Linked DNA regions of Homo sapiens: region 1 is linked to region 2. A link is a loop called in an ENCODE intact Hi-C map of the cell type or tissue named here. Cell type or tissue: IMR-90. All regions are shown on one strand. Links, peaks and the distances in the headings refer to the core of each region. The heading gives the core; the rest is flanking DNA. Region 1 overlaps DDX6 (DEAD-box helicase 6). Region 2 overlaps ARCN1 (archain 1 coat protein complex I subunit delta).

Region 1 (15,289 bases), core at 3,743-11,742, 180 kb before region 2:
GTTTTTCCCTTCTATAATTACTGCTCTTTCCCCTCTCCCTTGAGACGAATAAGCAATCTGGGGTGCATTTTAAGACCATACAAATACAATAATACTATGGCCACCCTCCTCCTCCAACCCAGTAAGATAGATGTTCAGGCTAGGTATTATCCCCGTTTTGTGGATGAGAAAACAAAAGTTCAGAGCAGTTCTCTTAGCGTATTGTTTTCAACCAGGGAGGATTTTTGTCCCCCAGGGGACATTTAGCAATTTGTAGAAACATTTTTTATTATCATCAATGGGGGGATGCTAAAGGACAGCCCCTTACAACAAAGAATTTTGTGGCCCAAAATGTCAGTAGTGCTGAGCTTGAGAAACTTGACTTAGCCAAAGATACTTGTAGCTCATGAGTGGTAGAGGTGGGATTTAACTTCGTATCTTGTGATTTGCAATTCATGGCATGATACTTTTTTAAAAAAATAACAAAATTTCCCCCCTAGTTTTAGCACCCATTGGTGATTCTTGCTTGATCTCATCTCTGCTCTGATGGGTTATGATGACTTTCCAATTCTAGCACTCCCTCTGTATTTGCCCCTATAAAGAAGAAACTTCCCTTCCCCTCATCCATATATATCTGTTATCAGTATGGACTTATACTCACCATTTTTTTCAATTTTTTTCAATTTTTTTTTTATTATTATTCTAAAAATAGCCTAGATCTGGCCAATGTAAGCTCTTTCAGCCTGGTTCCTATGTTTTTATGATGTGTCCCCTTCATTTTTCTTGAGTACTTTCTTGGTTTTTTTTTTTTTTTTTCTCTTTTTTGAGATGGAGTCTAGCTCTGTCAGAGAGGCTGGAGTGCAGTGGCATGATCTTGGCTCACCGCAGCCTTCCCATCCTGGGTTCAAGCAGTTCTTGTGTCTCAGCCTCCCCAGTAGCTGGAATTACAGATGTGTGCTACCACACCTAACTAATTTTTGCATTTTTAGTAGAGACAGGGTTTCACCCTGTAGACCAGGCTGGTCTTGAACTCCTGACCTCAAATGATCGCCCACTTTGGCTTCCCAAAGTGCTGGGATTATAGATGTGAGCCATCGTACCCGGCCCCTTTCTTGCTTTTTGACATATCATGATGCAGGCTTATCTTATACCTATCCTGGCCCAGCATTGGCATCCAAGGATCCTTGATTCTTTTTAGTGTGGAGTAGTATTAGGGACCAAGACCCAGGCATTAGGTACCCTGTTTGCTACTTGGTCCTTTCAGTGGAAAGAGCAAGGAAATAAATGCATGTATATACATATCCACACACACATACACATAAATATACACGTACATATAAACATGCATTATACATAGGCCAGTTTGATAAATGATGACAACAGACATACTTAAATTGATGAAATGATTGAATTCAGGCTGTGCTAAGGACAAACCCTGTGACATCACTGAGTACTTTTTCATTGAGCCAACATGTGTGGAGTGACCTAGAAAGTGTTTGACCTTGGGAATTCTATAATGAATAAGACAGATATATGGTTGCTGTCTTACAGTCTGGAAAGGACAGCTAATTGTACAGGTAATTCACTGTAATATGATGAGTACCTTTCTAGTTGGAATTGCGTATGTATGTAGTCATTAGAGGAAGATGGGACAACCTGGAAGAATTGAGCTGTGTTCCAAGCAGAGAACGCTGGGTAATGATTGCCCAGAGTTGAGAGTGTGCTTTTGGCTGGATAAAGTATCAAAACAAGGATATGCATCATCAGAGGGGTAATTTGGGTGTAGGTATTAGAAATACCTAGGAATCTACTATGATGTAGTTCATGTTAAGCCATTTTATCTACACTGAAGTCTTTTTTTTTCTTTCTTTTTTTTTTTTTTGAGACAGAGCCTTACTCTGTTGCCAGGCTGGAGTGCAGTGGCGCGATGTCCACTCACTGCAATCTCCGACTCCTGGGTTCACGCGATTCCCCTGCCTCAGCCTCCCGAATAGCGGGGACTACAGGCGTGCACCACAGCACCCGGCTAATTTTTTGTGTTTTAGTAGAGATGGGGTTTCACCATGTTAGCCAGGATGGTCTCGATCTCCTGACCTTGTGATCTGCCTGCTTCAGTCTCCCAAAGTGTTGGGATTACAGACGTGAGCCAACACACCTGGCCCACTGAGGTCTTATGAGAGTTCCTTTACAGTAGGAACTGCATCATTCAACTTTTATCTCTAGTACTTAGCATAGTGCCTGTGCTTATTTAGCGTGCTTTGATGAAACTTAGGTAACTCATGTCTGCAGGTGAACTTGGTGTAGGGAACTGCCCAGATTAAATCCCAGCTCTACTCCTTCATAAATTGGTTATTTGGGATCTATAAGTCTTAGACTCCTGACCTATATAATTGAGGTAATAGTATAATACCATAGGGTTGTTGTAAAGATTAAGTGAGATAATTCACATGCTTAGTACAATGCCTAGTACGTGATAAATGCTCAAAAATGTTATGGGTTATTTTATATAATAGTTTCAAAAAAGGAAATTAGTTAATTTAGGAGACGTAATTGTTTTAAATTTGTTTTAAAGAGACTGAGTCTTGCTAAGTTGCCTGGGCTGGATGCAGTGTCAGAATCTTAGCTCACTGCAGCCTCAAACTCCTGGGCTCACGTGATACTCCTGCCCCAGCCTCCTGAGTAAGGATGATAGTGTAGTACCAGCACACCTGGTTGTTTTTTGTTTTTGTTTTTGTTTTTGTTTTTGGTAGAGTCAAGGTTTTGCCATGTTGACCAGGCTGGTCTTGACCTCCTGGGCTCAAGCAGTCCTCCTGCCTTGGCTTCCCAATGTGCTAGAATTATAGATGTGAACCACTGCACTTAGCCCAGTCCTCATTCTTAGTGGATATTTGCTGACTCCTATTTCTTACCTTGTATTAAAATTTAAAATTAACTTTGTTACTTGTACTCTGAGTGTTGTTATAGCATATAGGCAATTAACTCTTCAGCCACTTAACCAATCTGACATCCAGCTTTTTCTGTAAAGTAGAAATAAGTACTCTCCCTCACAGGATTTTTATTGTTAAGATCAAATGTAGTGTACAACCAAAGTATTTTGAAATAGCAAGGTATTGTATGAGTATATTGTTTTAGATACTCAAGGTCACCACTTGTATTGCCTTTTTCTTTTTTTTTATTGCCTTTTTCTTTCCTATTGTTTTGTCCTGGGGATCCATGGAAAGCACAAGATTATGTGTTTCTTAGAATCAATCAGAGTTACAAGTCACAAATATTAGGATTTTAGAACCGAAACAAAATTTACAGATCCCCTAGTAAAAAAATTTTTTAAATTTTTATTTTCATAGGTTTTTTGGGGGAACAGGTGGTGTTTGGTTACATGAGTAAATTCTTTTGTTTTTGAGACAGGGTTTTGCTCTGTCGCTCAGGCTGGAGTGCAATGGTGTGCTCTCGGCTTACTGCAACCTCTGCCTCCCGGGTTCAAGCGATTCTCGTGCCTCGGCCTCCCAAGTGACTTGGGATTACAGGCGGGCACCAGCATACCCGGCTGATTTTTGTATTTCTGGTGGAGACGGGGTTTCACCATGTTGTCCAGGTTGGTCTTGAACTCCTGACCTCAGGCGATCCACTCTCCTCGGCCTCCCAAAGTACTGGAATTACAGGCGTGAGCCACCACGCCTGGCCAAGTAAATTATTTAGTTGCTATTTCTGAGATTTGGGTGCACCCATCACCCCCCTGGTAAAATATAACCTCATGGCAGGCTGTCTTCTAGTATTCTTTCCATTCTTATCTACCTTCTCGTTTTATTTTTGTCATCCCTCCCCCATTCCTAAAAGTATCTCTTCTATCATGCTTGGTTTTACAGTTTTATCCAGGCATTTTTTTTCCCCTAAATATTAAAACTGCCTTGATTAGATGGGTGAGTCTTCTGCATTTGAATATTTGTTTGAGATGGAATTTAGTTGCAGTTTGGCTGTGAGATTTGGAGAATTGGCTGGGTGCAGTGGCTCATGCCTATAATCCCAGCACTTTGGGAAGCCAAGGTGGGTGGATTGCTTGAGTCCAGGGGTTCAAAACCAGCCTAAACAACATGACAAAACCCTGACTGTACAAAAATTAGCTGGGCATGGGGGACATGTAGTCTTAGATGTTCAGGAGGTTGAGGCTGTAAGTGAGCCAGGATTGTGTCACTGCACTCCATCCTGGGCAACAGAGCAAGACCCTGTCTCACAAAAAAAAAAAAAAAAAAAAGACTGTTAGAGAATTAGGCACTTAAAATTATATGCTCTCAAAAGAGCTTTTACATTGACAGGCTGGAACCAGATATACTACAGATTGCTCCCACAACGTATTTCTAGAGCCATCTGTGACCAGTTCTAGGTCTGGATGCTGTGGCCAGTAGAATAATTGCCATTCTAAAGGTATAGCTTTATAGGAACCTAGACTTCTTTGGAAGGCTTAAGAATATACTGTTTTTGTCTGCTTAGCATTATTTGAAACTTTATATTAACTTTGGGGTTATGATTGAGAAAGATGGCCTCTCTCGTTGCTTCTAAACCCTGGGAACACCTCTTGAAGACTTTTTCGAAACTCTAAGAAGGTGAAGAAATGAGAAGTAGTTGATTATTGAGGGAAACATGGAAGCTCCGTACTGTTGGCAACAAAATTTTGTGCCAGGTCAGCTAAGGTCTAATGAGGATTAATAGTTTACTATTTATAGTTAGGAATTATAGCATTCTGAATCCTGTAAATAAGTCATTCTTCCTGCTAACAATCGGTTTATCATGATTGAAAAAAATATTTCCTAAAAACTCAAAGGTTTTTTTTGTTTGTTTGTTTTGTTTTTTTTTTTGGTGTGTGTTTTGTTTTGTTTTCTTTTTGGGTGGGGTCGGGGAGACAGAGTCTCAGTTTGTCACACTGGCTGGTCTTGAACTCCTGGCCTCAAGCAGTTCTCCTGCCTCAGCCTTGCAGAGGGTTGAGATTACAGGTGTGAGCCACCATCCCCAGCCTAAATTAGAGATATAATTAGAAATTACCATCTCCCTTTTTTTTTTTCCTGTTAAGCAGGGGACATTTGTAACAATCATTGCTACCTCGTCTGGAGTAACCATAGGTTGTTTTTTTGTTTTGTTTTATTTTGTTTTGAGACAGAGTCTCGCTCTGTCGCCCAGGCTGGAGTGCAGTGGTGCAATCTTGGCTCACTGCAAGTTCTGCCTCCTGGGTTCACGCCATTCCCCTACCTCAGCCTCCCAAGTGGCTGGGACTGCAGGCGCCTGCCACCACGCCCGGCTAATTTTTTTGTATTTTTTTAGTAGAGACGGGGTTTCACCATGTTAGCCAGGATGGTCTCCATCTCCTGACCTCATGGTCTGCCCACCTCGGCCTCCCAAAGTGTTGGGATTACAGGCGTGAGCCACCGCGCCCGGCCTTTAACCATAGGTTTTTTTTCCCTCTTGGAAATTAAGGTTTGGAAAATAAGAGGAAGCAGTCAGTGTAAATGCAGCTAGTTGGGTGATGTTGAGCTTTTGTTGGTACCACACTTTTGTAAAATGCCTCTCAATGCTAGGAGATTGGAAAATAAACCATTCTTTAATTATAGGCATCAGAAACCAACTCGATCTAACTTAAGCAAAAGGAAATTTATTGGAAAAATAACGGGAATTCACAAGATTGAGAAGGCTAGAGAAACATACTTGGAAATGACTAAGAATTGAGATAGCTCTGAAGGACTTAGGAAGCTGTAATGGATGCACTATAACAATTTAGATTCTTAGGAGGCAACATTCCGCTGGCCCAGTGTGGGCTATGTGTCTACCACTTGGCTTAGAAAATTGGTGAGGCTTGGTCTGTTGGGACAGGGGAGACCAGGGCATATGTAATTCCTTAGAAGGAAATTGGGGTGTTACTTAGTAAAGGGATACTAGAGTAACCAAAACACAACAAATACTCTTCAGTCATTATCTAAACGTTACAGTGAATGTGAATTTGGAGACCTAAGGTGGCAGATGTCAGCCCTAAGCTTGTGGGGTTGGTTTTTTGGGGTTTTGTTTTTTGGGGGTAATAGCTTTATTGAGATATAAATGACATCACACATCAAAAGTATACAATTTAATGCTTTTTAGTGCATTTAGAGTTCTGCAACCATTACCACAATAAATTTTAGAACATTTTGATCAGTCCCACAAAAGAAACCCTTTTAGCAGTCACACCTCATTTTCCCACACCCCTAAACAACCACTGGTATACTTTCTGTCATTCTAGCTTTGCCTAGTCTGGACATGTCATATAAATAGAATCCTATAGTATGTGTTTTTTTTGTGACTGGCTTCTTTGACTTAGCGTAATGTTTTCCGAGTTCATCTGTGTTGTAGCTTGTATCAATATTCCATTCCTTTTTCCTGAATAATATTTTATTGTATGGCTCTATTACTTCTGATTTATCCAGTCATCAGTTGGTAGACATTTGGGGTTGTTTTCCAAGGACTGAGGATTTAATGTGCTATTTTGTGAAAATCTGAGAAGTAGGAAGGGGATTTAATGATCTCAACTGTCATCCGTCTGAAAAACCTAACTTGTGATTTTAAATAAAATAGCAGGCTGCCTTCCCCTGTTCCCTTTTTAAAATAGGAACTGACCCTGCTTTAACCTTATGAAGTTTTATTTATGAATAAAGTTTGTACTATTATAAAAAAAAACATAGAAGGAACTGGCTATTAAGGATAATGCTGCTATGAAAATTCAGGTGCAGGTTTTTGTGTGGAGATGTTTTTATTTCTCTTCGCTGTATACCTAGAATTGCTAGTTCATATGGTAACTCTTTTTAACCTTTTGAGGAACTGCAAGGCTGGTTTCCAGCGTAGCTGTACATTCCCACTAGCAGTGTATGAGAGTTCCATTTTCTCCAACTTCTTGCCTACATGTTATGTGCAGATCTAAGTTCAAATACTGGCTAAAGCATTTCTTGCTTTGTGACCTTGGGCAAACTAATCCTGTTTAGGATCCATTTTGTCAGTTGTAAAACAAAGTACCTAACTTGAAAGTTGTGCTGAGCACATAGTAAGTTTTAAAAAAAGTTTTCGTTTCCTTCCTCCTTTGCCTTCTCCCTGGCAGTTCCTCATAATTTCCTCTTGTATTTCACAGCTTTTTGAACTTGACTTGAATTCTCTTGCTTTTCATTATTTCCTGAGAAACACTGGTAAGAGGCAGTGTGGATGTGCTGAATTCACTGACTGTTAATCATAATGGCCATCATATAAGGCAAAATATCAGGGTGTCTTAACTTACAGTCTATCACATGTACTTTGTTAAAGCTTTATCCTTGAACAGTTTTTGTAGGGTATAATCCCTGTCAAAGAGGGCAAAGGAATAGAAGTCAATGGCCTTAATCAAGTCAGTCAAAAGATGAACTGAAAAGGGGGATTAGGATACCTCTAGTCTAATTCTGTTCTGCCTCACTTGATTGAAAAAAAGGTTTACACTTTAAAGAACCTGACCCAGCAAGTCGTTATGAGACCATCAGAGACCACCTATCTTACTTTTTCAATACTGTAAAACTGAGTAGTGTGCAGGCAGCCTGTTAAAAACTACAGACTACTGGCACCACAGAACCACAAAAGAGAAAACCTGAGGTGACAGGGTAATGGGAGCCTCTGGAACAACTGGAAATAATGGTTCACTTATCTGTGATGAGGGAAGAAATTTAAGACCAAAGGGTTAAAGCCAAGGTTTTCTTCTTTGTTTGCTTTACCTTAATAAGCAGAGTCTTTAATGCTGGCTGTAAGAACAAGACAACAGTATTTTCTTTTCTTTTCTCTCTCTTTTTTTTTTTTTTTGTGAGACTGAGTCTTGCTCCATTGCCCAGGCTGGAGTGCAGTGGCGCAATCTTGGCCCACTGCAACCTCCTCCTCCTGGGCTCAAGCAGTTCTCCTACCTCAGGCTCCCAAGTAGCTGGGACTACAGGTGCGCACCATGACCATTTTTGTATTTTTAACAGAGATGGGGTTTCACCATGTTGGCCAGGCTGGTCTCGAACTCCTGACCTCAGGTGATCTGCCTACCTCAGCCTCCCAAAGTGCTGGGATTACAGACATGAGCCATCGTTCCCAGCCAACAACAATATTTTCACAGTTGTTCTGGCAGCTGTGTTGTTCTGACCATATGGAACCCATTTATATCCTGTGATTGGAGCTCTAGGTAGAAAGAGTGTTGTCGTGGGAGATGGAAGTCATCCTGCTTATTTAGTCATTTCTACCAATAGCAGCTTTAAAGGGCTAAAGCTGTTTTTTGTTTGTTTGTTTGTTTTTGTCGTTAGCCCAGGCATAGAAGGGACAAATGTCAGTGACTGTGAATTTGGTTCCTAGTATCTTAGTTTTAGAAATTAAAAATTCAGGCCAGACACAGTGGCTCATGCCTGTAATCCCAACACTTTGGGAGGCCGAGGTCGGTGGATCATCTGAGGTCATGAGTTCAAGACCAGCCTGGCCAACATGGTGAAACACCCCGTCTCTACTAAAAATACAAGAATTAGCTGGGTGTGGTGGCACACGCCGTTAATCTAAGCTGCTCGGGAGGCTGAGGCAGGAGAATCGCCTGAACCAGGAGGCGAAAGTTGCAGTGAGCCAAGATCGCACCATTGTACTCCAGCCTGAGTGACAAGAGCGAAACTCTGTCTCAAAAAAAAAAGAAAAAAAATTAAAATTCCACATCATGGCCCGGCGCGCTGGCTCACGCCTGTAATCCCAGCACTTTGGGAGGCCAAAGCGGGTGGATCACGAGGTCAGGAGATCAACACCATCCTGGCTAACACGGTGAAACCCCGTCTCTACTAAAAATACAAAAAAAAAATTAGCCGGGTGTGGTGGCGGGCACCTGTAGTCCCAGCTACTCAGGAAGCTGAGGCAGGAGAATGGCGTGAACCCGGGAGCCAGAGCTTGCAGTGAGCCGAGATTGTGCCACTGCACTCCAGCCTGGGCGACAGAGCGAGACTCTGTCTCAAAAAAAAAAATTCCACATAATTTCCTTTTAACAATTTTTCAACGATCAAGCTTTTTCAACGATCTATTGTATTTTATAGTTTGTTGTTGTTGTTTGTTTTGTTTTTGCAAAGAGTGGGGGTGCTTGCCATGTTGCCCAGGCTGTTCTTGAACTCCTGACCTCTCTTTGTATATGTCTATTTATTTTTAAGTAACTTTTGGGAATCCTTTGCTGTTGTCTGGGAAATTTAAGTTAGTATGAACTACTGTTATTATTTGCAAAATAGATAACAAAGTAAGCCAAATATTAAAATGAGAGGTCACCTTTAGTGATGTGACCGTATTTGAGGTAGCTGCAATAGAATTGAACCTTCAATAGAGAGCACATTACAGAACAGAGAAGTAGGCTGTGGGACAGACATTGGAGATTTACTTATTATATAAATAAATGACAAATAGGACCTGAGGTTAAACTTTCCCAGCCTATTCGTGTTTTGTTGCAGGGATGAGGTGTCCAAGCTACAATTTTTCACTGTGGTCAAATTGGTGTGCTAGTCTCAAAATATATATAGTCTTACCTTGGAATTGTTTTTGTTTTTTCCTTTAAAAATTTTTGTAGAGATGGGGTCTCACCATTTTGCCTAAGCTGTTCTCAAACTCCTGGGCTCAAGTGATCGTTTTGCTTTGGCCTCCCATAATGGTGGGATTACAGATGTGAGCCACTGTATCTAGCCTTTTTTTTTTTTTTTTTTTTTTGAGATGAGACGAGGTCTCTTTCATGCTGGAGTACAGTGGTGCAATCATGGCTCACTTCACCCTTGACCTCCTGGCTCAGCCTCTCAAGGTTTATGGACACCCACCACCACACCCAGCTACTTTCTGTAATTTTTGTAGAGTTGGGGTTTTTCCATGTTGCCTAGTTGCCCGGGCTGGTGTTGAACTCCTGGGCTCAAGTGATCCCCCACTTCTGCCTCCCAGTGTGCTGGGACTACAGGCATGAGCTGCTGTGCCTGGCCATTTTTCCAATTTTTATTTGAAGGAGGCTTTGCTTTTGTTTTGTCTGTATTTTCAAGTGCTATTTATGGGTCAGCCTGAGTTCCTCCATTTTCTTTGTTGTTCTCTTCAGATACACACATAACACAGTTCTTATGACATTGGGTTACAATTTAAAATTCTGTGAGCAGTTCTGGTAAATACTGGTTTATAATGATGTTGATGTTGACTGGTCGTGCTGATTTACTTGGATCTCTGCTATTCATGTAGAATTCAAATGTAGGATACTTAGGACACTTAAAGCAATACCGAAAGAGGTATCCTTCAGTGTATTTCAGAGAGGAATTTGCTTGTGTACTACATTCAGAAGTAATTTTGTATTGTCTTATCTCTTTTAGGAGGAGAGCATTCCCATTGCTTTATCTGGTAGGGATATCTTAGCTAGAGCAAAAAATGGAACAGGCAAGAGCGGTGCCTACCTCATTCCCTTACTTGAACGGCTAGACCTGAAGAAGGACAATATACAAGGTTAGTTGAATAAAAGTTTGTTTTTAAACTAAAAATGGGAGTTTCAGCCTTGGAGCCATGTGTAGAAGATACTCTTTTTTTAGTCAGAATTTACATTATCTAAAATTTGTATTCTTTCTTTTCAGGTTTTTTCTTTTTTTAGCCTGATGATGGTCTTTTTATTAAAAATGATTCCCAGCTTTTTAGAGATTTCTAGTTTTAAGAGTATTCTTATATGATACACACTTGTGACAGCATTCCAGTGAGACAGGAAAAATAAGTATTAGTGCCCTATAGGTAGGAAAGCTGAGGCTGGGCACGGTGCCTCACAGCCTGTAATCCCAGCACTTTGGGAGGTCAAAGTGGGTGGATCACCTGAGGCCAGATATTTAAGACCAGCCTGGCCAACATTGCGAAACCCTGTCTCTACTAAAAATGCAAAAATTAGCTGGGCATGGTGGCGCACAACTGTAATCCCAGCTACTCAGAAGTCTGAGGCACGAGAGTCACTGGAACCCAGGAGGTGGAGGTTGCAGTGAGCCAAGATTGTGCCACTGCACTCCAGCCTGGGTGACAGAGTGAGACTCTCAACTCAAAAAAAAAAAAAAAAAAAAAAAGGCGGCTGAGGTCATGAGAAGTTAAATTAGTTGACATTGCTACTTATAAACTATGGAACTATTTCTTGTGGCAGATGAGTGTTAACAGAATTCCTTGTAGAAACATGAACTTCTGTTTAAAGGCTGTGGATTTTGGGATTTTAAGAGCCTAGGCAGTGGGGAATAAAAAATTTTCATAGTTATATTCAATGTAAGTTAATGGAATTAAGATTTCATCTCTGAAACTTTACATTTTTAGCTTTCGTGATCTGTAATTATCTTTTCTTCCCACTTTCATATGATGTAAATAGAGCCTAGGTAGCAGGAGTTTCCTACCTAGGTATTTTACACAGTGAATCTGACTCAAATGTAGTTGGGGCTTTTAGAAATATTGTTAATAAACTTTGAGCTAATAGTTGCGAACTCAACATGCTGAAAGTTTGTAATTAAGAACAGTATTGGCTGGGTGTGGTGGCTCACGCCTGTAATCCCAGCACTTCGGGAGGCCGAGGCAAGGCAGATCACCTGAGGTCAGGAGTTCAAGACCAGCCTCGCTAACATGGTAAAACCCTGTCTCTACTAAAAATACAAAAATTAGCTGGGTGTGGTGACATGTGCCTGTAGTCCCAGCTACTCAAGGAGGCTGAGGCAGGAGAATTGCTTGAACCTGGGAGGTGGAGGTTGCAGTCAGCCAAGATCATGTCACTGCACTCCAGCCTGGGTAACAGAGCGAGATCTGTCTCAAAACGAAGAAGCAGCAGCAGCAGAAGGCCAGGTGCAGTGACTCACACCTGTAATCCCAGCACTTTGGGAGGCCAAGGCAGGAGGATTGCTTGAGGTCAGGGGTTTGAGACCAGCTGGGCCAACATGATGAATCCCCGTCTCTACTAAAAATACAAAAAATTAGCTGGGTGTGGTGGCGGTTACTCAGTAGGCTGAGGCAGGAGAATTGCTTGAACCTGGGAGGCAGAGGTTGCAGTGGGCCGAGATGGCAGCCACTGCACTTCAGCCTGGACAACAGAGCAAGACTCCATCTCAAAAAAAAGAAGAGGAAGAGTTTAATATTTATATAATAGTATTGCTGAGGGAGAGTCTAAATCTGGGACACTATAATAGGTTCTCTTTTCATAAAGAGATTTGTACATTTGAGTTTTCATAATGTCCTGTGTAATGATTCAACTTTTTATTTTTATTTCTTAATTTTTTTGGCGGGGGAGACAGAGTCTTGCTGTGTCACCCATTCTGGAGTGTGGTGTCATGATCATAGCTTAATGCAGTCTTAATCTCCCAGGCTGATGTGATCCTCCTGCCTCAGCCTCCCCAGAAGCTGAGACTATAGGCACATGCCACCATTCCCAGCTAATTTTTTTCATTTTTTTTTTTAGTAGAGATGGGGTCTTGCTATGTTGCCCAGGCTGGTCTTAAACTCCTGAGCTCAAACGATCCTCCTGCCTCAGCCTCCAAAAGTGCTGGGATTCTAGGCATGAGTTACTCACTGTGCTGCCCAGCCCAATTTTTTAATACATCTCGGTATCTAGATTATAAGGGGCAGTGTTTCTTTTCTTTTTTTTTATTTGAGACGGAGTTTCGCTCTTGTTGCCTGGACTGGAGTGCAGTGGCACAATCTCGGCTCACCACAATCTCTGCCTCTCGGGTTCAAGCGATTCTTCTGCCTCAGCCTCCCAAGTAGCTGGGATTACAGGCATGTGCCACCCACGCCCAGCTAATTTTGTATTTTTAGTAGAGATAGGGTCAGGCTGGTCTCAAACTCCCGGCCTCAGGTGATCCACCCACCTTGGCCTCCCAAAGTGCTGGGCTTATAGGTAGGTGTGAGCCACCGTGCCTAGGCTATTTTTTTTTTCTTTCTTTCTTTTGAGACTGAGTCTCACTCTGTCGCCCAGGCTGGAGTGCAGTGGCGCGATCTTGCCTCACTGCAGCCTCTGCCTCCGGGTTCAAGTGATTCTCCTGCCTCAGCCTCCTGAGTAGGTGGGACTACAGGTGCGTGCCACCACGCCTGGATAATTTTTGTATTTTTAGTACAGATGGGGTTTCACCATGTTGGTCAGGCTGCTCTCGAACTCCTGACCTCAGGTGATCTGCCCACCTTGGCCTCCCAGAGTGCTGGGATTACAGGCGTGAGCCACTGCATCATAAGGTGCAGTTACAGGTGTGAGCCACTGCATCATAAGGCGCAGTATTTCTATAGCTTCTTAAATTTTGTAAATAATGATGTATAGCATGTTCTCCCACCTCACCCCATATTTTCTTATATATTCCTTGATACTGTTTCAGCAATGGTGATTGTTCCCACTAGAGAACTTGCTCTACAGGTCAGTCAAATTTGCATCCAGGTCAGCAAACACATGGGAGGGGCCAAAGTGATGGCAACCACAGGAGGAACCAATTTACGAGATGACATAATGAGGCTTGATGATACAGGTAAGAAATGATTACTAAAAGGTAGTGTAGCTCTCTGTTATTTTAGTCACAAGTATTTCAGTAAATTATTAAAAATTGTTTTTAAGAATTAAGGAACAGAAATACTGCAGTAAGAAAAGGAAATGACCACTGCATTCAAGCGAAAAAGACAAATTACCATAATTGAAAACGATATTTGACTTTATTAGTAATTGTAAAACAGCAAGTTTATAATAATTTTACCTGTTTAATTGGTAAAGCTAAAAGTATTAGTAGACGATAATGTGAGTTTGTGGACAAATAGGCTACATTGTAAATGTGGGGGTGTAAACTTACATCTCTATCATGGGCAATTTGGGAGTATATTTTAAAATTATAAATGTATATATAATGTGTGTGTGTGTGTGTATATTTTTTTTTTTTTTGGAGATGGAGTCTTGCTCTGTTGCCCAGGCTGGAGTGCAGAGGCGCAATCTTGACTCACTGCAATCTCCGCCTCCCAGGTTCAGGCCATTCTCCTGTCTCAGTCTCCTGAATAGCTGGGATTACAGGCTCCCGCTACCACGCCAGGCTAAATTTTTGTGTTTTTAGTAGAGACGGGGTTTCACCGTATTAGCCAGGATGGTCTCGATCTCCTGACCTCGTGATCCACCTGCCTCAGCCTCCCAAAGTGCTGGGATTACAGGCGTGAGCCACCGTGCCCGGCCATAAATGTATATTTTTAAGAATCTTTCCTGAAGAAAAAAGTTGGGTAAATGCAGGGCTGTAGGTACAAAGTTGTTTGCTATGGGGTGGTATTGTCGTGCCGAAAAATTGGCCAACTTAGAAGGAGATTGGCTAACTAAATACGTTAAGGTATAATCTGAATAGGATTCTACATAGTCATTAAAGAGTAAAGTTGACCTGTATTCATTTTCATGAAGAGGTTTCATGATACATTGCCGAGTGGAAAAAGGTAACAAAACAGCAAGAATGAGATCACTCATATAAAATTATATCTTGATTTTAGTTAGAATATTATATATGATAATTATGTGATACATTCTTTGTATTGCATAGGTTTTTAAAAAATTATCTTGTTTGATCCTTTTAACAATACTCGGCTCACTGCTCTAGATTAGAGGCATTGCTCTTATGTCAGAAGTCTGGTGTGCCTTCTGCTATTAATTGAGAATTATCCTAAGACAAGAAAGTATGCCTACTGTTGAAAGCAGCAGGTGATTTAGGAAGCTGTACCCCACCCAATGTAGAGGTGAAACAAATATTTTTTAAGCATCCTGTGGTGAAATGGAAGTCTTTATCCTAAAACACATCTTTGTGCCTTTTTGTGTTATTTCCACCTCTATAACACAATGTGTTTCTTCTCTTTCTTTCTTTTTTTTTTTTTTTTTAATTTGAGACACAGTCTTACTCTGTTGCTCTGGCTAGAGTGCAGTGGTGTGATCTCGGCTCACTGCAACGTCTGCCTCCTGGGTTCAAGCGATTCTCCTACCTCAGCCTCCTGAGTAGCTGGGATTACAGGCTCCCACCACCACACCCAGCTAATTTTTGTATTTTTAGTAGAGACAGGGTTTCACCGTGTTGGCCAGGCTGGTCTCGAACTCCTGACCTCATGTGATCCACCCACCTCGGCCTCCCAAAGTACTGGGATTACAGGGATGAGCTACTGCACCCGGCCTAGTTGTTTCTAATAAAAGATAGTCATGTGCTGCATACAATGTTGTGGTCAGTGACGGCTGCACGTATGTCGGTGTTCCCATAAGATTATAATGGAGCTATACAATGGAGTAGGCTATACCATCACATAGCAATGCATTTCTCAGAAT
Region 2 (14,599 bases), core at 6,395-14,394:
GGCACATTCCCCACTTTGTCCCACCTCTCAAATTGTACTCCCTCTAGCCCCAGAGAGGTGATTATTGCTCATACAGCAAGCAATCCTTGTAGATACACACCCTCTTCCAGAAAGCTGTCCGTTTCTGGCCTCTGGATCCTGAAGTCAGGCATCATTGGTGTAGGCGTGGTGGTAGCAATGACCCTGCAGCAACTTGGGGAAAAGTTCAAAGCTCTCTTTTCAGCTGTCTTAGAAATTGCATAGTCTGCTTCGACCCAAAGCTAACATGCATCCAAGCTAAGTGGGAAATTTGGGTAGGACAGAAGACTGGTCTTGTGTACCTCCAAGGCTAAGGGCTTTCCTAATGAGCTAAAAGAACAAGCATTCATTTGGGCAAAAGAATGGGAGACAAGACCTATTTCAATTTCTCTCATTGTCTTGAATTTCTAATGCTTCTTTCAAACAGCCCCTGTCCTGGTTTGGTAATCAATCTGATCACCCAGAGTAAACCTAGGGAAGCTTTCCAGTATTGGTTTAGACCCTAAATAACCACTTAGCCCCTGCCCTAAGAACAGCAGGGCAAAAAAACTGCGGTGGGGGATGGGAGAAGTGGTCCAAGCTTCTGAAAACTGCCTAATAGCTTGACTTGTGATTGTGAGAGGGAAAACAGCCTGGTTTGGAAAGATAGTCTAATTTTTCTAAAGGCCTACCTCCGTATCAATCCCCAACTCCCCAGGATAAGACGTTAAGGCAGCTATTTGTAGTGTTGCTGTCTGCCCTTGGGTAACAGCAATGCACAGCAACCAACCTACTTGTGGATCTTCTAGGACAAGGGAATTGGGGGTAAGGGGGTTGTAATAAGACAGATGTGCATAGCAAAAGAAAATCATTTGTGAGGTTTTGCTTGAGATTCCTCTAGAGCCTACAAGACAGAAGCCATGTTACCTACTCTCATATAGATCCATGTTTAGTACTAGCTGTAGTTAACACTTGTCTAACTTGGAAAAAAAAAGGCTTCACAAGCAGATAGTCATTGCTTCCAGTTAGACTTTAATCTTCTTGAGGATGACTTTTTCCATTTTTCTCCTGTCTCCTTCCAATAAGCCCTGTCAGATGTGAAGTTTAATAAAAAGCTATTCTATATCAACCCTGGAAATCTCAGACCCTAGCCAGTGTGAACAACTTTAAAACTGTTCACAATTTAAAAATTAATTGGAGGGCAAAGTTTCCCATCAGAGATGCATGGGTTGACAAATTTGAAGCTATGGTGAGTAAAGGAATGACAGACCTTAATCATTTCATTCGATTAAGGCTACAGTCTCAGACAGCTAAGCCACACTTGAGCAACATTAGACCAGATACTTTTTTTCACCAAGAAAAAAAAAATCAGAATCTTGGCTTTCAACATTAGAAATTTCTCATCCCAGATACTTAATAAGTGAGAATAATTTGCCTTCCAATTTTTTGACACCCAATAGTTTTTCCAAGTTAAATTTTAAAAAAGCATAAGAAAGTAAGCAGCTCTGGCGGAGCGCGGTGGCTCAGGCCTATAATCCCAGCACTTTGGGAGGCTGAGGCGGGCGGATCACGAGGTCAGGAGTTTGAGACCAGTCTGACCAACATGGTGAAACCGTCTCTACTAAAAATACAAAAATTAGCCGGGGGTGGTGGTGTGGAATGCCTGTAATCCCAGCTACTCAGGAGGCTGAGGCAGGAGAATCACTTGAACCCTGGAGGTGGAGGTTGTGGTGAGCCGAAATCATGTCACTGCACTGCAGCCTGGTGACTGTCTCAAAAAAAAAAAAAAAAAAGGCTGGGCGCGGTGGCTCACGCCTGTAATCCAGCACTTTGGGAGGCAGAGGTGGGCGAATCATCTGAGACCAGGAGTTCAAGACCAGCCTGACCAACATGGTGAAACCGTCTCTACGAAAATACAAAAAAAATTAGCCCGGCATGATGGCGGGTGACTGTAATCCCAGCTACTCTGGAGGCTGAGGCAGGAGAATCGCTTGAAGCTGGGCGACCGTGGTTGCAGCGAGCTGAGATCGCACCACCACACTCCAACCTGGGCAGCTAAGCGAGACTCCATCTCAAAAAAAAAAAGTAAGCAGGTTTATCTGAGGGAATTATCAACAGTTCCCAAAAATTGTTCCCATTATCCCTCATCCCTGGATCACTTCTCATCACGGTCTAATGGGGAAGAGAAGACTCCAAGACTCCAAGATTAAAGATGAAGCCTGACTTTTTTGACTCTCCAACTGCCGTCTGACAAAATTAAGACTCCAATCCCCAAAAAGGCCAGAAGTAGCATCAAATTCAAAAGCTACACTGTCAGGAGTGCATGTATCAAATGTAGAAAAATACGCAAGGAAGCACAATACATATAAGATGGAAAAAGGCAATGAATACTCTCACAGATTACTTTCTCTTAAAAAAAACATGTCATTAATTTTTAATGTTAGGTCCCATTACAGCATCCTGAATCAACAAGCAGACACCAAAGTGAGTCAATAATCCAATAAACATCTCATTTTATAATGCGCTTTATTTGATTAAAGAATTTGCCTTCTTTGTATACACTGGAATGTTATATTCCCTATGTATTTTACAGGGTTACAAAATGTCTCTCATTTTAAATATTACCCCAAAAGTAATCTCAGAAAAAAAAGGTTTTTTGAAATTAAACTTGACTTTTAAAAAATCATACGGACAAACAACTTTCAAACAAAACTGGATTAGTAGGATTTCTTGCCTGCTTAACTAACATGACAGACTTCTTGTCCCAAGCCCTTCTCAGAAAAACCTCATGTGGAAACCAAGCTAGAGATAAGAATTCTTCCCTGATGCAGTTAGGGGAAAGGGAAAGGCTAGAAACTTCTTTGGCAAGCAATTCCACACACAGCCATTTATGTGTGAGTGCTCTGCTTCAAGCACAGTACACTCTTTGCAGGGACGGCCAGATGTTCAGAGTGGGAGTGGTACTTTTCAACCAGCTAAAAGTGCAGAAGTCATCTAGTCGTCTGCCTCTTCCCACTGCCAGTGCCTGCAGCCTTGCAGCAACTTTTAACCACCCCTATGGACTGGAATATTGAGTTAAAAGCCAAGGCTGAGCTGGCTGACGCTGTAGTCTCCATTGAAAAGGAAATGGATGAGATGGAACCGAGAAACCACCAGTACATGATGACACTCAAAAGACTTAGGGGGAAAGAGAAGGAAGGATTTCAGAGATGGGGACAGACTGGTGGAAAATGTTGGGCTGACTGGAAGGAAATGGGGTATACGTGAGTAATATGTACATATCGAAACAATCAGTTGCCTCCTGAAATGCAAAAAATCAAATGGTGAAATGGAGCCTCCTTGATAGTTTAGGGCCAACAGGATTGGCAAAGACTCCCTGAACCCACAGCCTTCAAAATCATAACCCCATTTCTGTTAGAAAGGAGGGGACTGATGACAGAGAGTGCAGTCTGGAAGAGGGAGGTGGTGAAACTGAGGAATGTGAATGGATTACAGACTGTGGCCATTACGTTTTAGCTTAAGTACCCAAAATGTGGAGAAATGAAAATTTGGGTAGCAACAGCAGCAGACATGATTACATGTGGATGTGAAATCCCTAACTGGACAGACATAACCATTCTTTTAGACATCTTGAAGAGGGACTGTGCCATTTGAAAGGTGCTTCTCAGCTATCTTTAATATTGACACAAGTGGGATTCATGGTACTGTTCTAAACTGGAAGGACAGGCCCTGAAAGGAAAACAACTTGGCAAAGAGATGAAGGAATGAATTGATACGGGAAAAGAACAGAAGACATGCGTATCTTTTAACTTCTAGACCCCATACCCCTCAAATAGTTCACCTGAATAGTCCAAAAATCAAGAATGGGTTAGATATACTTGTTCCAGGAGTGCCAAATAAATATAATGCCTGTAAACAGATGATCCCAGTGCCTGACTGAATGTATAGAAAGAAAAACCTAAAGGTAAAGGGTATGAATGATTAAAATTTTCTACAGAGAAAACTTTTTAAAAACAAACTAAGTATGAAATATAACTATATTTAGGGATTATATTTAGGGATTAAAATAAAGGAGCAGCTGGGCATGGTGGCTCATGCCTGTAATCCCAACACTTTGGGAGGCTGAGGTGGGCGGATTGCCTGAGCTCAGGAGTTCGCGACCAGCCTGGGCAACACGGTGAAACCCCGTCTCTACTAAAATACAAAAAATTAGCCAGGCGTGGTGGCGTGCACCTGTAGTCCCAGCTACTCGGAGGCTGAGGCAGGAGACTTGCTTGAACCCAGGAGGCGGAGGTTGCAGTGAGCTGAGATCATGCCATTGCATTCCAGCCTGGGTTACAAAGTGAGACTCCATCTCAAAAAATAATAATAATAATAATAATAATAATAAAATAAAAATAAAGGAGCAACTTAGGTAAAGGTAGAGGAGGTATTTAACTGGGGGCATTCTCTGGAGAGCTTGCTTTCCTGCTGGCCAATACAATCTGCCAAAGAAAATTAGCAGCCTTTCCCTTTATGTTTGTGCCATTTCCTTATCAAAGAATGTCTCTGTGACACTGAAACATGGGGGTGAGTCGAGGGTCCTTGCGCGCAGAGAATCGTGCATTGTATCAGAAAAAAGGGGTCTCCAGTGGCTTGTAAATCTGGGAAAAACTCTTCAGCCATCATTGGCGTCTTCTTTATTAATCTGAAAATTTTCCTTTTCAGCTCCCTCTTCTTGGTATTACAGAATTTCATACTTATCCACTAGGAAAGTGGTCTCTGTGGAAAACCTGACGGGGCTGTTTCCATCTACCTGGGTCACTTTGGTAACCTAGGAAAATAAACAAAGAGTAAGGTAAAGCAGGAGGTTTGAGTCTCCATCATGTTGACTACATTCTCATTACAGAACATATCAATTTCCCTAAAAGCGGTATTAAAAGTAACTGTAAAATACTAGAAAAATGTTCAATTCACAACTGAAAGTCACAGCATCACTCTTCCCCACCAAAATGATTAAGCTGCTTTTCTTCTAGATGGAGAAAAGACAACTGTTGGGACGAGATGTTCCGTAGTATTAAGTAAAAGCTCCAAAATGAGTGGCCACAGCCCAGCCCTGCCCTGTATAACCTATGAAATTCATAGACATTCTATCAGGATGATATATTAACATTCTGACCCAAAAGGCAACGTTCTAGCTCTTCACATTATTCATTTGCTCTGCTCTCAAAGTCTCGTGTTAAAAGTCCCAGTAAGCTGCTCTATCATACTTATTTTTTAGGCATGGCTGGTCCAATGAGGTTTTTCCTTTTTAAATAAATAAATGTCCAGCTTAATTAATTACATGTAACAATGGTACCTATAACGGCACCAATACAACACTTGAACCACTGATTCGTATTTTCTAATGAAGTTTTGGGAGAGCAATTATAATGTCCTAATCTTTGAATAGCCCCAATAGGAAAATTTACCCATTTCTATCTAATGTCTTGAGTTCAATACAGTTGCTTCCAACACTGATGGGGTTATGTCACTAACAGGATAGGGAGAGAGAACTGCTCTTTGGAATCATTCAAGGGAGGAAGCTGCAATTTTCTAAGCATTTACAGGGGAGACGGAGACCATATGGGAAGCTAAGGTAGGGCCAGAACAACAAGCAAGTCAAAAAGAGGGGAATATTAATAATATAAACTGGGTCCTAGTAATGCAAATTAAAAAACTGGAAGAACAGCCAGACGTGGAAGCTCACTCCTGTAATCCCAGCACTTTGGGAAGCCGAGGTGGGCGGATCATCTGAGGTCAGGAGTTAGAGACCAGCCTGGCCAACATGGTGAAACCCCATCTCTACTAAAAATACAAAAAAAAATTAGCTGGGTGTGGCAGTACACGCCTGTAGTCCCAGCTACTTGGGAGGCTGAGGCAGGAGAATCACTTGAACCTGGGAGGCAGAGGCTGCAGTGAGCTGAGATCGCACTGCACTCCAGCCTTGGTGACAGAGCAAGACTCCGTCTCAAAACAACAACAACAATAAAAACTGGAAGAATGATGAGTTAAAAAATAATGATCCGGGCCGAGCGCGGTGACTCGCGCCTGTAATCCTAGCACTTTGGGAGGCCGAGGTGGCTGGATCACGAGGTCAAGAGTTTGAGACCAGCCTGGCCAACATGGTGAAATACCGTCTTTACTAAAAATACAAAAATCAGACAGGCGTGGTGGCGCATGCCGGTAGTCCCAGCTACTCAGGAGGATGAGGCAGGAGAATCGCTTGAACCTGGGAGGCAGAGGTTGCAGTGAACCAACATCACGCCATTGCACTCCAGCCTGGGCAACAAGAGTGAAACTCCGTCTTAAAAAAAAAAAAAATCCGCCAGGCGTGGTAGTTCACGCCTGTAATCTCAGCACTTTGGGAGGCTGAGGTGGGCGGATCACCTCAGGTCAGGATTTCGAGACCAGCCTGACCGATATGGTGAAACCCTGTCTCTACTAAAAATACAAAAATTAGCCAGGCATGGTGGCAGGCGCATGTAATCTCAGCTACTGGGGAGGCTGAGACAGAATTGCTTGAACCCGGGAGGCAGAGGTTGCAGTGGGCCGAGATCATGTCACTGCACTCCAGCCTGGGCAACAGAGCAAGACTCCGTCTCAGAAAAAAAGGAAAAAAATCCATTGGGCACTGTGGCTCACACTTGTAATCCCATCACTTTGGGAGGCTGAGGCGGGTAGATCACCTGAGGTCGGGAGTTCAAGACCAGCCTGACCAACATGGAGAAACCCCGTCTCTACCAAATATACAAAAATTAGCAGGGCATGGTGGCGCATTCCTGTATTTCCAGCTACTTGGGAGGCTGAGGCAAGAGAATTGTTTGAACCTGGGAGGCGGAGGTTGCGGTGAGCTGACAGCGCGCCATTGCACTCCAGCCTGGGTGAAAAGAGCAAAACTCCATCTCAAAAAAAAAAAAAAAAAAAAAAATCCGAAGGAACAGCTCACACATCTCCATTGCTTTGCCTACCTAAAGGACAGAGTTTGCAACAGAATTGGCTCATGATTATTTGTACTAATAAAGGGAGCTGTGACATAAATAACCCTCAAATAATTTCCATTTGTAATAGAATGGATTTTTTTTTTGTAGTAATTTTGTCTTCTAAATAAAACAATTTCATTCTTTGGGTATAAATCAAGTGACAGCAAGGCCTTAAAAAAACCATGTGTTGGGGTGTTTTGGCAAATCGACTTTAAAATATATAAGGTTAAAAAAAAACAGGCAACTAAGTGTTTATGAATCTTGCATAATCCACAAGTACTTTTATCTGTATTAACATTCCATTTCTTTACTTTGTCTGATCTAGAGAGGAAAACTGAGGTAAAGCAATAAAAGAATTTGACCACGATCATACAATGAATTAGAAAGGGAATTCCTGTAGGAGACATCAGTTTTTTTCTGAGCTTTATCTGACCACAAAAAGCCATGCTACCTGTCTGGCATCCTATACGTGTTCCTACTGTCCTACCACTTTCCCTATATATGTTCTCAACTAAAATGGAGTACCTGTATGTTACAGTAATTTTTCTTGGAGACAAAGGAAACTTGAACAGGGAAGAAGTCATTGGGCTGCCCAGCAATGCTAAACTCCAGGCTGCCACTCTTATTTTTGGCATCAATCACAGGCAGGCACCACTCCAGGGTATTTCGTCGACTGTCATGTCGATACTCCCCATCGATCTCACCGATAACAGGCGCGCCGACACCAGACCTGTTGTGAGAAACATTCTGGTCAAGGTAGCTGTTCAGAGCTAGAACTCCACCACGGAAAACCAACCCCAAATTTGATATATGATCCCCAAATTTTGCCTTCTAGGACTACAATTTCAGGGGAAAAAAAGGCTAATAACTTCAAGGATCAAACGATGAAGTCCTAGCACCTTGGGCTAAGAGTTTCACTCAATTCCCTCTGTAGATATAGTTAATATGCAAAAATAGGTATTTGGCAGATATGCCTATGGGCTGCTCCAACTTAAGGACTAGATCTGGGGACTGCGACCAACAGATGTGTTAAGATGGCTATGTTTCCAAAAACCCTGCACCAATAGGTTGCTGCCCTATAAATAAGGAATTTTAACATAATGTAGCACTCTTTATAGGAGACAATGGGGAAACAAGCAGATTGATAATAGTGGGGGAAAACTCTAAACATCAATAGTGGAGATGAATGGAGGCCTTTGAGAGAATTTGTTTTCTTGTTCATTTGTTTTTTGAGACAGAGTCTTGCTCTGTCGCCAGGCTGGAGTACAGTGGCGTGATCTCAGCTCACTGCAACCTCCGCCTCCCCAGTTCAAGCGATTCTCCTGCCTCAGCCTCCCAAGTTGCTGGGACTACAGGCGTGTGCCGCCACGCCCAGCTAATTTTTGTATTTTTAGTAGAGGCGGGGTTTCACCATGCGGGCCAGGATGGTCTCATCTCCTGACCCCGTGATCCACTTGCCTCGGCCTCCCAAAGTGCTGAGATTACAGGCATGAGCCACCGCACCCGGCCGAGAATTTGTTTTTAAAGATTTCAGAATGTTTCAAACTTATTGAAGTTGACACCAATGGGTTTATTTGATTTACAATCCAGTAAATGGACTTTTATTTGATAAGTGAAAGCACAATTACCCCTGGGGCAAAATGGAAACATGATGGGAGAAACAGATCCGTAGTTGTCCTTAATCTGCGAGAGAAGCAGGGCTAGTTAAGATTTACTCTGCACCCCTACACACGGCTGACAGGCAGTGTCACCTACTCCTACACATTCTAAATTTACCAGCTTTTAATTCACCAGTGACACTCAATGTTTATATTAGGGATAGGGTAAATAAGGGAGACAAAGTAAACTTTAAGGGTGGCATAAGACTATTAACTCTTCCCTATCAATTTCAGGGTCCTGGTTCTTTTATGTTCCTTCTCTGTGCCCTTGCTCTAATTCTGATTCTGATCTCTTCTAATTTGATCAGTTCTAGACAACGGGAGTAAAATGTTGTGTAAGGGTCTCTTCTGGAGACCATTGCAAAACTGAACTAGAATACAGGAAACCACCACAACCACAATTATAGGGTAGACAGGCCTCAAAATTGTAGCATTCTATAAATAGTCTAGTAAACTAAATCTTGACAAACAAAACTCTACCTGTCACCAACACCCAAGTCCTACAACAGTTCAAGGCAGCCATCTATTGTTCTGAAGCAATAACCATACTGTAGAGGATAAGATGGTTACCCATTAAAGGGGATACTGGTAATAAAGTATATTTTTAAAATTGGAAACAAGAATGACTAAAACCAGACCTGATAATGTAAAGGCTTGAATTATCAAAAAGGGAAGAAAACTATGAATTAAATTAGTACTTTTTTTTTTTTTTGAGACGGAATCTCGCTCTGTCACCCAGGCTGGAGTGCAGTGGCGCGATCTCAGCTCACTGCAAGCTCCGCCTCCCGGCTTCACACCATTCTCCTGCCTCAGCCTCCGGAGTAGCTGGAACTACAGGCGCCCGCCACCAGGCCCAGCTAATTTTTTGTATTTTTAGTAGAGACGGGGTTTCACTGTGTTAGCCAAGATGGTCTCGATCTCCTGACCTCGTGATCCGCCCGCCTCGGCCTCCCAAAGTGCTGGGATTACAGGCGTGAGCCACTGCGCCTGGCAAATTAGTACCATTTTCTCTGCAGCAATAACTGAGCGACATAACAGTAAAGATACACTAAGAATACACTTACTGGTGCTCATAATTAAACATTGTGCTTAATCATGAGGGCTGATGGGTAGGTGAAAGGAGCTAGGATTTACTGTGAAGTAATAACTGCATGCTCACTGTAAATGTTACTAAAAAGATAAGGTAGAGACCATTTCCAGTTGATCCTAGATAGTGGGCCATTTAAGTGTACAACAAAAGCTTATTGGAACTCAACTTCTGGGGTTGACATGACATTTTTGTTATCTTGATTATGGTGGTGGTTTCACAAGTGTAAACATGTCAAGATTATACAATTAAAATATGTGTAGTTTATTGTATATAAATTATGCTCCAAAAGGGCTGTTAGGAAATTTACTGTAACTAATGTAGACATCTTGTTCAACAAGAATCAACAGTTCCCTTGAACACACTCTCATCTTTAGTGAAAGTTTAGAGACTAGCACGTGAAAATGAAACATTCAGCCCGATAGACTCAATTTCTTTGAAACCTGCAAAACAGAAAGTTTGACTGACAAATGGCTCCTCCTTCTGGAAATCTTCATTACTACACAAACAAGCTGAGGACCAACATCTAAAAACAGCTCCAGGCCAGGTGCAGTGGCTCACGCCTGTAATCCCAGCACTTTGGGAAGCCAAGGCAGGTGGATCATTTTGAGGACAGGAGTTTGAGACCAGCCTGGCCAACATAGTGAAACCCCATCTCTATTAAAAATACAAAAATTAACTGGGCGTGGTGGCACACGCCTGTAATCCCAGCTACTTGGGAGACTGAGGCACGAGAATCGCTTGAACCTGGGAGGTGGAGGTTGCAGTAAGCCAAGGTTGCACCACTGCACTGCAGCCTGGCTGACAGAGTGAGACTGTCTCAAAAAAATAAAAATAAAAATAGCCAGGTGCGGTGGCTCACGCCCATAATCCCAGCACTTTGGGAGGCCAAGGCGGGCAGATCATCTAAGGTCAGGAGTTTGAGACCAGCCTGGCCAACATGGTGAAACCCCGTCTCTACTAATAATACAAAAATTATCTGGGCATGATGGCACATGCCTGTAACCCCAGTTACTCGGGAGGCTGAGGCAGGAGAATCACTTGAACCTAGGTGGTGGAGGTTGCAGTGAGCCGAGATCACATCATTGCACTCCAGCCTGGGCAACAAGAGTGAAACTCAGTCTCCAATAAAAATAAAAAATAAATAAATAAATAAAAACAGCTCCAGATCTACAACTGGCTTGTTCAATTTGGTTTTAAAGTCAGTAAAATCCATCCCTTCCAAGTGCTCAATGTATTTCAACAAGTGTATGCAGTAAGCACCACCACAATCAAGTCACAGAGCAATTCTTGGCTGGGTGTGGTGGCTCACGCTTATAATCCCAGCACTTTGGGAGGCCGAGGCGGGCAGATCACTTGAGCTCAGGAGTTTGAGATCAGCCTGCACAACACAGCAAAACTCCGTCCCTACAAATAATACAAAAATTAGCCAAGCGTGGTGGTGTGCGCCTGTAGTCCCAGCTACTCGGGAGGGTGAGGCAGGAGGATAGCCTGGGCCTGGGAGGTGGAGGGTGCAGTGAGCTGAGATCGTGCCAGTGACCTCCAGTGACAGAGTGAGACTCTGTCTCAAAAAAACAATTTCCTTGCTTTACTTATTTATAAATATGAAATGTTTCATAACTTACATGTCAGCCTTGCACAGGGCCCATGCTAATCTTCTCTGTATGGTTCCAATTTTAGTACCTGTGCTGCCAAAGCAAACACAAGTCCTAGAACATTCCTATCATTCCCAAAAGTTCCCTTGTGCCCCTCTGAAGTGAAGTACCTTCTTCTCTACCTCCTCATTTTTATTCAATAGTATTACCTTTTCCAGAAAGACAAAGAAGTGGAATCACATAACATGCAGCCTTTTGTATCTGGCTTCTTTCACAACTAGCTTTTTAAAGAAGTATCTTTGAATGGACAGTCAGGTCAGGTAGGTGCTGACTCCAAAATGAGTTCCAAAAGACCAGTTCTCTAAGTCCACCGTAGAGGACACAGGGACAGCACTTACGGGAGTGGGATGGTGATAACCACATCATTCAGTTCTAAATTATCTTCTTGTAGCTCATATTCTATGTTGACATCACAGCCATTTCCACTCTCCGAGGGCCAGCAATTAACTGAGGAGAAAGCAAAGCAGTCATACTAGAATATTAGAAAAAGATGGCTGGGTGCAGTGGCTCATGCCTGTAACCCCAGCGCTTTAGAGGACCAAGGTGGTAGGATCGAGGTGGGAGGATTGGTTGAGGCCATGAGTTCAAGACCAGCCTAGGCAACAAAGTGAGACTCCACCTATACCAAAAAAAAAAAAAAAAAAAGCCAGGCGTGGTGGCACTTCCCTGTTCTCCTAGCTACTCAGGAGGCTGAGGTGGGAGATCAGCTGAACCCAGGAGTTCAAGGTTGTAATGAGCCATGATCACACCACTGCACTCCAGCCTGGGTGACAGAGGGAGTTTGTGTCTTTTAAAAAAAGTTAGCTGGATGTGGTGGCATGTGCCTATAGTCCTAGTCCCAGCTACTAAAGAGGCTGAGGCAGGAGGATGGCTTGAGTCCAGGAGTTTGATGCTGCAGTGAGCTATGATTGCCCCACTGCACTCCAGCCTGGGCAACAGAAGAAGACCTTGTCTCTAAAACAATAACAACAACAAAACTACAATGGTTTCAAAATGAAAGCTATTAAAAATGAAAACTAATGATAAAAATATACAAAATGCAGCACCAGGTCCATTTCAAAAGAAAGTCATTTTGTCAGAAAGAACTTTGCTATGGTAATAAAAATAAAAGTGTACCAGCAAGGGCTATTTCTAGTTCTCAATGCAAACTAGCTTAGTGGGACTGGCCAGAGGCACTTACTTGTCAGTGGAATAAAAGATTCCTCTGTGGTTTGTAGTCTCCACTTTAGCACCCCTACGTCACTGTTGACTGGAAATGACTTCTCTGGATTCTTCAGGCCAATTAGAGACTCTGCAGTGAAAAGTTTTTTATCCACATTTGGATGGGTCTAGAATGAGAGGGAAAGGAAAACTCCTGAGGTTCAGATAGACGAGAAACAACCCCTCACTAGGCTTATATGGCCCACAATCTAAACATCCAAAATAGAGTACCTAACAAATTCCAATTCTTTTTCATTTTGAAGAAAGATTTCCCTTCTTCAAAGACTTATTTTAAAATGATTTAAGATACTTAAAAACTAGTAATTTTTTAAAAAAAAAGCTAATTTCAACTCTAAAAGCCATTACAGAACAAGTTTGCACCTGAAAAAGTTAAAAGACTATTAACCAAGTTCTTTCCAAAAATACTTCACAGGGAGCAGGTTCATGGTGGGGCCAGGTTTGCCAAGCAGAAGGCTCCAGTAAGACCCTGATCAGCTGCCTGGGTCAGACAGCAGTTCTGGCCTTATATAAAGTAGCAGAAAAGGGCAAGCTCTGTGTAAAGTCTAGTTGCAATTTTGCCTAGAGACTTAAAGTTGTTAAAATCCAAGCCAATTAAGATAGTCTTATCTTTTTAAAAGAAATTGCTTTTGGGGAGGCTGAGGTGAGAGGGGCATTGAAGGTCAGGAGTTTGACATCAGCCTGGCCAACATGGCAAAACCCTATCTCTATTAAAAATACAAAAGTTAGCTGGGGCTGGACATGGTGGCGCACGCCTGTAATCCCACCTACTCGAGAGGCTGAGGCAGGAGAATGGCTTGAACCCGGGAGGCAGAGGTTGCGGTGAGCCGAGATCACACCATTGCACTCCAACCTGGGCAGGAAGAGTGAAACTCCGTCTCAAAAAATAAAAAATAAATAAATAAATAAATAAATAAATAGCTGGGTGTGGTGGTGCACACCTATAGTTCCAGCTACTATGGAGGCTGAAGAGGAAGCATTGCTTGAGCCTAGGAGGTTAAGGCTGCAGCGAGCCAAGGTTGTGCTGCTGCACTCCAGCCCGCATGACAGAGAGAGACTGTGCAAAAACAAAAAAAAAAACAAAAAAAAGAACAAAAAAACAAGACAAAAACAAAAAAAACCCAGAAGGGCTGGGCATGGTGGCTCATGACTACAATCCCAACACTTTGGGATGATGAGGTGGGCGAATCATGAGGTCAAGAGTTCGAGACCAGCTTGGCCAACATGGTGAAACCCCATCTTTACTAAAAATAAAAAAAATTAGCTGGGCATGGTGGCAGGTGCCTGTAATCCCAGCTACTCAGCAGGCTGAGGCAGGAGAACTGCTTCAACTGGGGAGGCAGAAGTTGCAGTGAACCAAGATCGTACCACAGAACTCCAGCTTGGGCAACAGAGAGAGACTCCATCTCAGGAAAACAAAACAAAACAAAACAAAACAGAAATCACTTTTGGATAGCACTTTACAAGCCAGCAAAAATGTCAAATAATATAAGCACTGCTTCCAAAAGACAATTCTGTGCTGACTACGGTGGGGAAAGTAGACAAAAACACTCTTCCGTAAAAAGGCTTTGTTCTTGTGACGAGATGTCGGCTAAATGAAATGAAATTACAAGAACACCTGTAACATAAAGCAGGGCTTATATATATCTATCCAATAGTTGGAACACACACACTTATATTGAAAGGATTTTATGTACTTTTCAAATACACCATTAGATACTGCCCTTCAGTTAACAAAACAAGCACTGGCAGTTTATTTAATAGCAGAATGAGTAAATTTCGCATTGTGCCACCACGCCTGGCTAATTTTTTAAGTTTTTGTAGAGATAGGGTCTTGTTGCTCAGCCCTCATTGCTCAGGCTGTTCTTGAACTCCTGGGCTCAAGCGATCCTTCAGCCTCAGCCTCTCAGAGTGCTGGTATTATAGGCATGAGCCACCACACTTGGCCTAAAGCCTTGTTTTTTTAAAACTGTATTTCAAGCA

What was found. Peaks named below come from ENCODE experiments on the same cell type or tissue, not always from the same donor. Only the 100,000 strongest peaks of a DNase experiment are listed, where the experiment ranks them.
Region 1: it touches region 2 in a loop (9-fold over the local background); 3 of 110 quality-filtered maps call a loop at or near these places.

What each region holds. Positions count from the first base shown.
Region 1 is chr11:118,763,404-118,778,692 of GRCh38, reverse strand. DDX6 (DEAD-box helicase 6) reads left to right here. Exons shown (of 14, transcript NM_004397.6): 5 at 10,341-10,470; 6 at 13,338-13,484. Among named protein-coding and RNA genes, the nearest start is that of DDX6, 20 kb to the left of the region's middle. In IMR-90, for the core only: no CTCF peak of the experiment used is centred there; a DNase peak (open chromatin) is centred at 8,142.
Region 2 is chr11:118,590,836-118,605,434 of GRCh38, reverse strand. ARCN1 (archain 1 coat protein complex I subunit delta) reads right to left here. Exons shown (of 10, transcript NM_001655.5): 7 at 12,579-12,726; 8 at 11,737-11,845; 9 at 7,524-7,728; 10 at 2,402-4,810. The coding sequence ends at 4,721. It overlaps LOC124902765 (a long non-coding RNA gene), which reads left to right. Exons shown (of 2, transcript XR_007062908.1): 2 at 1-2,536. It also overlaps the pseudogene RNU6-1157P. Among named protein-coding and RNA genes, the nearest start is that of PHLDB1, 9.5 kb to the left of the region's middle. RefSeq lists a cis regulatory region at 588-783 and a silencer at 14,399-14,599. In IMR-90, for the core only: a CTCF peak has its summit at 10,216 (motif pointing left); a DNase peak (open chromatin) is centred at 10,194; H3K27ac peaks cover 174 bases.